Linked DNA regions of Homo sapiens: region 1 is linked to region 2. A link is a contact called in ENCODE Hi-C or POLR2A ChIA-PET data. All regions are on one chromosome and are shown on one strand. The core of a region is the stretch at or near the end of the contact, and the rest is flanking DNA. Distances in the headings are between cores, read along the strand shown.

Region 1 (5,906 bases), core at 2,430-4,929, 1.3 Mb before region 2:
CCACTTATTTCCTCTTTATCTTAAAAATCACCACGAGTGCTTCATGTACAGGCACGTGGCCACAACTACTCTAGTTACAAGCATGCAGGTGTTACACTGTGTGTCCAAGGATGTTTGGGCCCACTTAGGGACCCCACAGGCAAGGAGTCATGGTCTAGGAGGGGACTCAGGCTAACACTCATTCTTCTTTTCATAAAATCCTTCTCCTTGGATAAATTAGACATAAATTAACCATTACCTGCCTGACATTGGATGTTTCTGGTTCTACTTCCACTGGCTCTACGTTTCCTTGTTTTGAGGCTGACCTTTATAGAAAGAGTGAAGGAGGTGAGGAAGAGAACCACAGATCTGCAGGTGTAGGAATCAGTTTGTGCAAAGGCCCTGAGGCAGGAGTATGCTTCATACCTTCCAGGAGCAGCAAGAAGAGCAGTATGACAGGAGGTCAGAATATGGCAGGCAGATCATGAGGGCTCTGTGGACCCATTGGGAGGTCTTTGGTTTTACTCTGAGTGAGAATTGAAACCATTAGAACTTCACCCTTCGGCACAGCAGCCACAGGCCTCATGTGGCTATTTTAAACTTAAGCTAATGAATATTCAGTAAAATCACAAATGTGCCAGCCACATCTCAGTGCTCAAGAGCCACATGTGGTCTGAGAATTTTGAACAGAAGAGTGGCATGATTTGATTAAGGTTGTAAAAGGAGCCCTAGGCTTCAGAGATGAGCATGGGCTGCTGGGGCTACCCGTCAGATGCTGCCTACAGCTGGCGGTGGTCTGGCCCAGTGGTGGCCATGAAAGTAAAGGCAGTGAACAGATCATCTAGATGTGTTTTGAAGGTGGAACCGGCAACATTTCCTGATAAATCAGATGTGAGAAGAGAAGTTGGTGAAGGGGGACTCCAGGTTTTTGGCTTGAGCAACCAGAAAGGTGGAGCAGCCCTTACTGAGCAGGAGAGGCTGGGAGCGAGGGAGATGGAGGGGTGGGCCCAACGTACAGCTGAAGGCCTGGGTGGCCTGAGGGGTCTGGAGCCATCCAGGAGAAGGGCACTGAGATGGACTTGGAGGTTCATCAGGAGTTCATGCTGGAGACATCCATGCTAGAGACATGGGTGCAGCATTGGTGTTAAAGCCCCAGATGTGCCTCAGGAGACCCCCAGGGTTGGAGCCACGGCACTAGCGTCTGCACCTTTTAGTGTCGTGTGATGACCTGCACCACGCTGTGTTGAAATAGCTGTTTAGATGGCTTTCTCCTTACAGACCCAGGACTTCTTGAAAGCACAAATGGAACTTTTACCTCGTTAAAGTCAGAATCTCACATCATAGGTGTTCAATGAATATTTACTAAACTAAGTGAAAGAATGAAAAAGGTAACACCTTTTATAAACGATCAGTAAGAACAAGATGGGTCTACCATGATGTGATTCAGGTGCAAACGATGCCTAGAAAGAGCACTGCCCTTTAGGTAGGACCACCCATGGTCTCAGGCCCAGCATGACAACTGAGGACAGTTACACTCACCAACATTCACACCTAAGATAAAGCGCAGAATGCTGCAGTTGGACCACTAGAACTGCCTCGTGGCTAGTTGGACCTGACTGAGGCAGGTGTATCTCTCTGAAGAGCTATTGGCAGTCTTTTTTGAGATTCATTAAAAAAAAAAATAGATAAATAACTTTGTAGGCCCAGACTCAAAAGTTTCACTTCTAGGAAGAAAACAACCTATGCACCAAAATTTTTTTTTTCTGTAGGAGTGTGTATCACAGTATTAGTCATTCTAGAAAAAAAAATTTGAAATAGCCTAAAAGTCTATCATTAGCAAAAAAATTAAAAACTAAACTATGGAATACTCAGAATAGGAAATGAAACAAAACTTTCAAAGATGATTTAACAACATGAAAAATGCTCATGACATAATGAAGTTTAAAAAAGCAACATGAAATTATAACCACCACATGATCTCAGTTTGGTGAAAATGCACACATGCACATGCAAGAAGTGTGCACACACAAACCCACATGCACACATGTGTACACACGCAGGCATATGCACAGAAGCACGTGCACACAAACTCACATGCACACATGTACACGTGTACACACGCAGGCACACGCACAAAAGCGTGCGCACACAAACTCACATGCACACATGTAATTTATCTTTCTTACACTTTTATTCATTTTCTTATTCATTTTATAATAAGCATGTACTAATTTGATTCTAAAAATACAAGAACTTTTATTTTCAAATATGGAGTAGAGTTGGAGAAATCTGTTCGTTGTCTTAGAAAATTGGGTTTTGCTCCATTGATGGTGACACTTTTTCCCCCTTCTAGATTCTGCTTGAAGCAAAAAGTGAAAGTAACCTTAGGAGAAAGAGAAAGATGAAAGAGGAGGAGCAGGGAGAGTAGGGGTAAGGCAGGGCAGCTGGTCCAGATTAGAAAGGAGAAAGGGGAAGTAGCGGCAAAAACTCCGAGTGCTCGAGAGCTGCCTCCTCACTACAGCAAATGCTGCCTGAAATCCAGGGCTGCGAGTGTCAGGAGCCTCATGTGTGGCAATCAAAGACTGATGTATGAATATACTGTTTAACATGGATACATCTCAAAAACATCATGCTGAGTGAAAAATGGCAAGCGTAAAAGTCTACATGATGTAAAAGTTTGTCGACATGCGCTTCTGCAATAAACAAAACTCATCAATAGTAAATGAAGCATTGGTGCAGTGGCTGTCTCAGAAGTGAGGCCCCCAATTGACTGGAAAAGGGGACACGGGGACTTTCTGGGGGTGATCATGCTCTGTATCTGACAGAGGGTGACTTCGTCAAAATTTAGTTAATGTATGCTTCAGATTCGTGCATTTCACTATAGGTACATTTTATAACAAATGAAAAAGGTATAAATAAATGATGAGCTCTAGTTAATGATACGCATACTAACACGTGTTTAGGAGTGGAGTATACTAATGTCTGCAACCTACTACAAAATGCATTTTTAAAAAGACAGATTGAGGATGCTTAGACGGACAGAGCAGTAGATAGGTGAGATTAAAAAAGAAGTCTAATATTAATGACAGAATCATGGCAGTGGGTAGATAGGTGTTTGCTGTAAAATTACTCTAACTTTGATGAATGTTTAAATATTTTCATAATAAAATATTCGGGGAAACACATGCCACAGCCCCACAGCCCCACCTTACCCTACACCCATCCCTTTCCCATCACCCCCGCTCAATCTGCACTCTTCCCATTTTTTGTTTGCTTTTAGTCCTCCAAGCCCCTTACTCTTACTTGGCAACAGGATTTTCTGGTAGGGCAGAGTTTTGGCCTGGCTGGCTTCTACTGTTAAAAAAAATATTCTGTAGACACTTATTAAAATGGTAATGGAGACTTGATTCAAGACCGTCGCGCTGGGGGTCAACACCGTCGCAATAAGAGAGAGACAGAGCTCAACCCTGAACACAACAAGAATAAGTGGGATTTACAGCCAAGGAACATGGCGTGGAGGGGTGGTGTTAGCAGGTGGAAAGTTACTAAGCAGACATCAAGGGAAGAGAGTGCTGGCTTAACTAACCTAGCAGGATTCTGACAAGATGCAGCAGGAGGCCTGGGGCTCCAGCTCCAGCACCCAGTGAGTCAGCTTAGCAGGATCCTGGGCAGGAACAGGAACCACTCTCCCGGGTCACTGAACTCTGCTAAGGGAACTGATATTCAAGGCTGCAGAAACACTAAGAGGGGAATGTTACAAGAACGTGGGTCTAGAAAGTAAACTGACCACTCAGAGATGCCAAAGGGATTGCTCAACCCCCTCAGAGCCATCTGTTTTCTTCGTGGCCAGGCCTCTGCAGGGAGTCAGGTGGAGCCCTGGCAGCACCAGCCAGCAGCCTGTGTCCCTGGAGGCCTCTCTCTCTCTCCCTTCCACTCAGATGTGGTTCTTCAGTCACTGGCTCTGCTCTGGTGAATGCACTCCTTGAGAAAATAAATGTTAACCCTGTAATCCAAAATGATGAGCGCCGTTTACACATTTGCTCCTGAGCAGAAATGTCCCAAGGATTCTCATCCCCCCATGAAGTGCAAAATGGGCCGCAGACACCGGGCTCTGCCCTTTCTCGCCTCAGTCTGCAAGGCTGCCAGCAGGCTTCCCAGTGCGGATCAGTTTCCTAATGATGTGGCTTCATCTCTATTGGAGCCAAATGCATTACCAATGTTGGCCTACGGTCTAGAAGCATCTGCATTTCCTCCATCGTTGGGGAGAGAGAGGGGAGAAGGAGGGAGCCTGTGTGTAAGGGACAGGCTTGACCCCAGAGGACTCCGGGCACTCCATAAGGAAGGCTCCTGGGCTTTGCCTTTGAGAGGCTACCAAAACCCGTGGCTGCTCAGTCCAAGCTCCCTCTATAGACACCGAGTGATAATTGCTCAAAACCCAAAGTGCAGAATCTCAACTCTTGGCCAACTTGATTTAACCACTTGCACCTTTAGGTGCTGTTTATGTGTTTGGTCATTTATTTATTATAGCATTGTTTAGTGTTGTTATTATTGCTTATTTATTATAGAGAATTTCTGCCATTTACCTAATTTCTCACTCTACTAATTCAGATGATGAGATCAATAGTCAAAAAGGCAGCCTGGGAGACCACGGCTTTCTCTTTCATCACCTGGCAGAAGGGAAATATGCCCCCTCCTGGGCAGCTGGACTCCTCCAAGTACATGGGTGCTGGAGGCCCCAGGCTCAGTCCTAGGTCCATTGTTTCTCTCTGTGTCTCTGTAGCATGTCTTTGAAGCTGTAGGCTGCTCTGTTACTTTTAATCGTGTTTAAACATCATCACTGATGCCCAGGCACAACAGTTTACAAGGCAGTCTACCTCTCCAGACACATGACCACAGAGAAGGCAAAACATTTGCTCAAGGTCACCAAATATCAGGAGCAGCTGCCCAGCTACTGTAACCTTTCACTTCCTATTACAGCATACTGAACACGGCTCCTGCAGCTCCTGAGAGCACCCTACACTGGTGTCTGTCCTACAAGGGTTAGAGAGGTCGCTGCATCAGGCCAGCTGACCCTCCCTGCAGCATGTGCCTGCAGGGCACGTCCTGACAGAGGATGACCACCGGCGGTGGAATCACATACAGGGAAATAGGCCAGCACTTCAGCTCCCACCTCACACCCCACCTACCACCATGCTCCTGCTATTTGGGTGACCTGCACGTCCTTCCTAATGACAAAAGACAGGGGATTTGTGTGTATTTCAGCTTACCCTCTGCACAACACATCCTCTTGAGACTAGAGCCCCAGTGGCCAGGGAAGGTGGGAGCCACAGAGAAGAACCAACTCCCACACTTGGGAGATGACCATTCTGCTCACAAGCACCTGGCCAGGGGCTGCCCTCTCTTTCCCTTCTCTGAAAATCTCTCCCCATTTCCTGTCTAACTAGGAGGCATATGCGCAACCCTGTTTGAAGACCTTCCTTCCCTCACCCAGCAGTAAACACCATCTGGGCCACCTGCTGTATCTGCTGGGGTGCATGGCTTTTCTAGGGACGCTGGATTGACAGTGGGGTGAGATGGTCACTGGGCCTCGGGTAACAAGGTCCCCTGTCCCACCACTGAACATGAGCATCCATGAGTAATATTGTTCCCGCTGCCGGGTTCCTGCTGATCCAGCCCCAGCCATGGCGGAGCCCCAGGATCACAGCAGGTCTGGGCTGACCCTGGCTGACCCTCACCTCCACCACTCCCAGGAGAGTCCTCTGGGTGCCCTGCAAAGGCCCAGAGTTTTCTGGTGTTTCTGGCAAAGCTGCCACCTCGCCATAAGGGCATTTGCCACAGGGTCACCTTCAGGCATGGAGGGTGGGGTTGAGAGAACAAAGGGAGCAGCTGTCTGTTCAGAGCCTCCTTTCCACCCTCGCCACTCCTGG
Region 2 (5,475 bases), core at 2,235-4,734:
ATATATATATACACACACACACATATATATATATATATATATATATATATATACACACACACACACACATATATATATATACACACACATATATATATACACATATATATACACATATATATACATATATACACATATATATACATATATACATATATACACATATATATACATATATACATATATATACATATATATATATACACACACATATATATACATATATATATTTAATATAAAGGATAATTTCGGGATAATTTACAACACATGAGTAAGGTCTCTAAGTAGTAATATACTAATGTTAAATTCTGATTTTAATTATGCTATAGTTCTGTAAAAGAATGTCCTAGATCACAGAAAATACATACTAAATTATTTGGGGATGATGAGGCATTATGTTTGTATCTTACTCTCAAACAGCTCGGGAAAAAATATGAATATAGTAGAATTCTAAGATAGTTCCCAAGCTTTCTACACCCTGGTACACAGGGTGTAGAAATTAATTGCTTCTCCATGGGTTTGAGCAGAATGTATGCATATGATGGGAGACCACTCCCATGATTTGATTACTCATCAGTTGACTTTGAGTTAATCCAAAGGGAAGTGATCCTGGGTGCACCTTGCCTAAGCAGGTGAGCCCATTAGATGAAGGTGAAGCATCAGAAAGACTCCATGCTGCTGGAGAGCAAGCCAACATGTTGTGGGAGTATGGGAAGAGCCACTCAGCAGGAAATGCCAGGAAGCCTCTAGGAGTTAAGCCTGATCCCTGGCTGATATCTGGTGAGAAAATGGGGAACCTCATGAGTCCTACAACCACAAGGAACTAAATTTGACCAGTAAAAAGTGAGCTTGGAAGAGGGCCCTTAGCCTCAGGTGAGAGAATAGCTCCAGCTAACACCTTAAAGTCAGCCTGGTGAGACCCTGAATAGAGATCTCTGCTAACCTGTACCTGTACTCTTGACCCATAGAAATTGCAAGGTAATAAAAGTGTATTGTTTTAAGATACTAAATTTGTGATAATTTGTTACATAGCAAAATAAAACTATGATGTCTAAAGCAAATATGTCAAAATATAAACAACTAGTGAATCTTGGTGAGCAACTTAGAGCAGTTCTTTGTACATTTTTGCAAATTTTCTGTAAATCTGAAATGATTTAACAATAAAATGTTATCTAAGGTGTTATATATATATATATATATATATATATATATGGCTTAATATATGCCAGATGATGGTTAAAGTATTTTTAAATATATTAATACATAAATTTTCATTAAAAAACAAATGACCCTTCTTCTTCATGACCTGTTTTACAGATAAGGAAACTGAGGCATGGAGAATTCAGATGACATGGGTGAGGTCCCACAGCCAGTAAAAGGCAGAGCTGGACTTGAATCTGGATTCCAGGTTCACGCTCCTAAGGACTCTGCCCTACTCTCAGTGACCCTGAAGTGATATCAAACCAACTGACCCAGGGGACTGGGTGAATGTGGTTGAGCATGATCCCGCAGGGCCCTGAAATTCATGGGGAATCATTTTTGTTTTATCCTCTGTCATTTTTTTTTTTTTTTGAGATGGGGTCTTGCTCTGTTACCCAGGCTGGAGTGCAGTGGTGTGATCTTGGCTCGCTACAACCTCTGCCCCCCAGGTTCAAATTATTCTCATGCCTCAGCCTTCCAAGCAGCTGGGATTACAGGTGCCCGCCACCACCATGCCTGTCTAATTTTTGTATTTTTAGTAGAGACGGGGTTTCACCATGTTGGCCAGGCTTGTCTTGAACTCCTGATTTCAAGTGATCCGCCTGCCTTAGCTCCCAAAGTGTTAGGATTACAGGCATGAGCCACCGCGCCTGGCCTCCCTCTTTCTTTTATTTATCATACACACATTTATAGTCATGCTGTGAATATCACAGCAGGACGACTCACAGCATTGGAATTTAAACAATAGTATATTTGTCTTATACTGACGATTTTATATATTATCAAAGGTATTCATATACCATAATTTGCCTTATCTATCCCCAAATCTGAAACCTCCATAATATATCAAGCTAACAAAGTTAAGTAGATGAAAAATATGACTAGAGGGGAGAACAAATTGAGCATGTAAAATGGAACCAAGAATAAAAACAGAAAAATAAAAGCATAAAGATCAATGTACTTAAAAAGTCAATCAATAATGCACTTTCAATCTTCTCACATATTTATTTCATACATTTATCATATTTCAGGCTTTGGAATAAGATGAAGTCACCCAAACTCCATTGTGAAATCTAGTCTCCTTGCAATCTGTCTGACCTCAGAGAGGCAAACAGTGAGTAATTCAAAATATTTTTGAATGAAAGTGTCAGTTTAAGATCCTCAGCATAAAACATACCTACAAAGCCTATTTGCAAAGTAAATTTACTCTGGATTCTTGATACCTATGAAAGTTTTTTCTATTATATTTATTTAAAATTACAACAGTTTACATTAGAAACAAGCTCAAACAATTAAGGTAAAAGATAAATAACTGCATACAGTTTAATTTTACAAAATGCAAACATACATCTTTCATTGTTCCATTATCTGAGTATTAAGCGCCACATAATTGCACAAGGCATTTTCAAATGTCTTAAAGGCTCTAAAATTACAGAGTTGACTTTTGTGAAATAGACTTTATTTTCCTCCATTATTACACAAATAATTGACCACACAGATTAAATTTAAATCGGAATTGGATATGTCCCCTACAGAGTTCATTTCTCTTGTGCAGCTAAAGGTTGGCAGCTTATGATGGCTCACGGAGCTTACTCAGGCCCTTGTGGGATACAGAATGGGCCTTGCATTTTCATAATTTAGGATGTCTCAGCTGGGAGAGACCCTAGAGTCCCCTGGGATCGCATCACATCTAGTTTTGCCCAAGACCACCTCCTTTCTGGCTAACCCAGGCTAATTCTAATGGTGCCTCTTTTCACTCTCAGAAATGTCTGTTTGGGAGATGGTACAGATGAGGAAATGAAAGCCTCCGGATGTAGGTTCTCTGGACCAGACCGCCGCAGCAGAGACCTGTGTTTTCTCCTGGGGATTCGGAAACCCCACTCCCCTTGCCTTCAGAGGCGCTGCCGCTCTCCATTGTGGGGCAGAGGTGAAGAAGCAAAGAAAGTGTCCTTTTCATCCTCGCCATAGAATGAAAAACAATTCATCACCACAATTACTCACCAAACCTGAGAGGAGGACAAAAGAAAACATGTTTACGTTACTTTTTCTTTCATTAAAAAGCAACACGTGTTTTTGCCCATCAGATAGAAAACACAGATGCAGAAAAAGGTAAACAATTCAAAGAAAACCCTCTCTTCTAGAAATACTTAACAGTTACTAATTATAAAGACACATAGGAGTTGCAGGAAGTGATTCTAATTCTTGATGTAAGAGAATATTTTCATGGCATGTTCCACATTGAGAAACCTGATCCAGTGACTCAGAATTATTTCTGAAACAATATCCCCTTCCCCCACCCTCTGCTCAATTTCTTCTAATTATAACTCTCTGAGATATTTGCCTCTGATAATCATAGGGAAAGAAGGGGAGAGGGAAAGGAGAAGAGAAAAGGAATATAGTTCAATTGCCAATATGCCAAAAGTGGAAAGATGGACCCGAGTCTCCTCTGGCGCAGTGTCAGGACTGTACAGCACACACTGGCCAGGCCCGTGCCAGAGGCCCATTGTCAGACACCATGGTGGGAGCATGGGAACCTTCTAAATGAACAGCCCTGCTCAACTCCTTGGGCCTCATGTGGGCTGGGAAAATAGATCTGATTCCACCCTTGTTCCTGCAATACTCAACACAATGCCAAGCCTGTACTGGGCGCCCAATATATTTTTCTTGAATGAGTTAATAAGGCTGATTTTCACAAATTTGTTGTTGTTGGGCTCATTCTAGTCCAAGTTACAATTATAGGCCAAAGTGTTTCAAGGTGGTTTCAAAATTATTTACTTCTTGCAAATGTGTACAAATGTCTAATTAGTCTGCCAGATACTGGAGATACCAGGGTAGATAGGAAAGGATCCCAGAGTCACCTAAATAATCAAATACTAGAGAGAATGTGGTGGAGCTGACCAATTTAGTGAAACAGACTTGGGTTCAAAATCCAGCTCTGTGTCCACTAGTTTTGGATCTTAGGCAAGTTATTTATTATTATTATTATTATTTTTAATATCCCTTCAGCAGGGCTAACCATAATGTTAATTCATATGTTGTTTGAGGATTAAGTGTGATAACTGATGTAAAGCCCTTGGAAGACTGCCCGGCACACGGCAAACCTTGGATGAAGGCGACTGCTACTGTGATTTAACAGCTGTGCAATCTTGGGCAGGTGATACTTGCTGCATCTGTTTACATAGGTGGAAAATGAGGATGGTAGTACAATGATTCATCATGATTTTTAAACTGCAAGACTTTTTATTGTTTGCATGAGACTACAAGGTATGGGTTTCCATCATAGCCCCCATTTTAATCATGGGGACACTAAAGCTCCAAGGCTTTAAGGTGGGTCATCCACTTAGAATCCAAAGCAAGAGTTGGAGCAGAAGCCCTGGGAGTGGAGCCGGAACACCTGGGCCCACATCTGTAGTGGGCAGTTGGTTGTGGTGCCTGGCCAGAGGCCTTTGGAGCCCTTTTTAAACCAGCTCTGTGCCCCTGTTTCCCAGCAGCTGCAAGCTCTGCTGATGAGGGTTCATTTACAATCTTCAGAGATTGCCCATGGGCACTGGAACATCCTTGAAAACACAGACAGAGACCCTTCACCCCCTTGACCAAAAACTCTGCCTTATAACTTACTGTTAAGAGCTCCCTAGGGAATCACGCAGAGGCTGAGACTTCACCTGAAATCATACCCTCATTTCACTTCCTTCCTTTCCCTGTCCTGCTCCCAGATCCCTTGCCAGTTTCTCCTGGGAGTGCCTCCTCCCAGTTGAACCTTGGGCAGGACAGGGTGTGCTGCTGAGAGAGCCTAAACTAAAACTGCACCTGGATGATGCCATTTACATAAAAGATCTCAAATTAATTCATGTCGCTTGGTCGTGCATCAATAAATCCAAATCCCAGGTGCCTTTCCTGGGAAGTGGGATTGAGCTGAAAGGCCAGGGTCCCCAGGAACAGCCTGTTTTAGTTCTCTTCCAAAAGCCATGAGCACTTTCTTTATGTCAAGCACACACCTTCAGGGACTTCACTTCCCTTGTTTATTTCTTGAAGGCACAGCACTGCTCAGAGCCTGTCCCAGAGCTCCTGGATGACGTGTGTCCAGCACATATTTGTGCTGAACAAATATGTGAATTCTGTGTTTCACTGTTACAACCTCATTACATCCTCAGAATAAACTTGAGAAGTAGGCACTCTGATCTCCACTTTGGTGTTGAAGAAATTGAGAGGTAGGGTGATTAAGTTCCTCCCCCAAGATCATTCCGCCAAAAAAGATGAGAGCTGGGATGTAAGACA

The links. Hi-C counts contacts between places; a loop is a spot of excess contacts on that map. ChIA-PET counts read pairs that join two places held with the same protein, here RNA polymerase II (POLR2A). Pooled maps may share reads with other maps.
Region 1: a loop to region 2 is called in a pooled map of psoas muscle, with 5 times the contacts of the local background. The contact joins two enhancer-like sites. A Hi-C loop is called at or near these places in 1 of 168 maps with a recorded cell type or tissue (CD8-positive, alpha-beta T cell), 1 of 37 single-sample maps with no recorded cell type and 1 of 50 pooled maps. POLR2A ChIA-PET finds 5 or more read pairs at or near these places in 1 of 52 experiments (activated CD4-positive, alpha-beta T cell).

The regions. Positions count from the first base shown.
Region 1 is chr20:23,640,389-23,646,294 of GRCh38, reverse strand. No RefSeq gene overlaps it. Among named protein-coding and RNA genes, the nearest start is that of CST3, 5.4 kb to the right of the region's middle. RefSeq lists an enhancer at 377-436. Within about 2 kb of position 3,679, at least 8 of the 41 ENCODE cell types and tissues checked have a DNase peak (open chromatin) inside an H3K27ac peak, as active enhancers do.
Region 2 is chr20:22,373,145-22,378,619 of GRCh38, reverse strand. No RefSeq gene overlaps it. Among named protein-coding and RNA genes, the nearest start is that of LINC01427, 93 kb to the right of the region's middle. Within about 2 kb of position 3,484, at least 6 of the 41 ENCODE cell types and tissues checked have a DNase peak (open chromatin) inside an H3K27ac peak, as active enhancers do.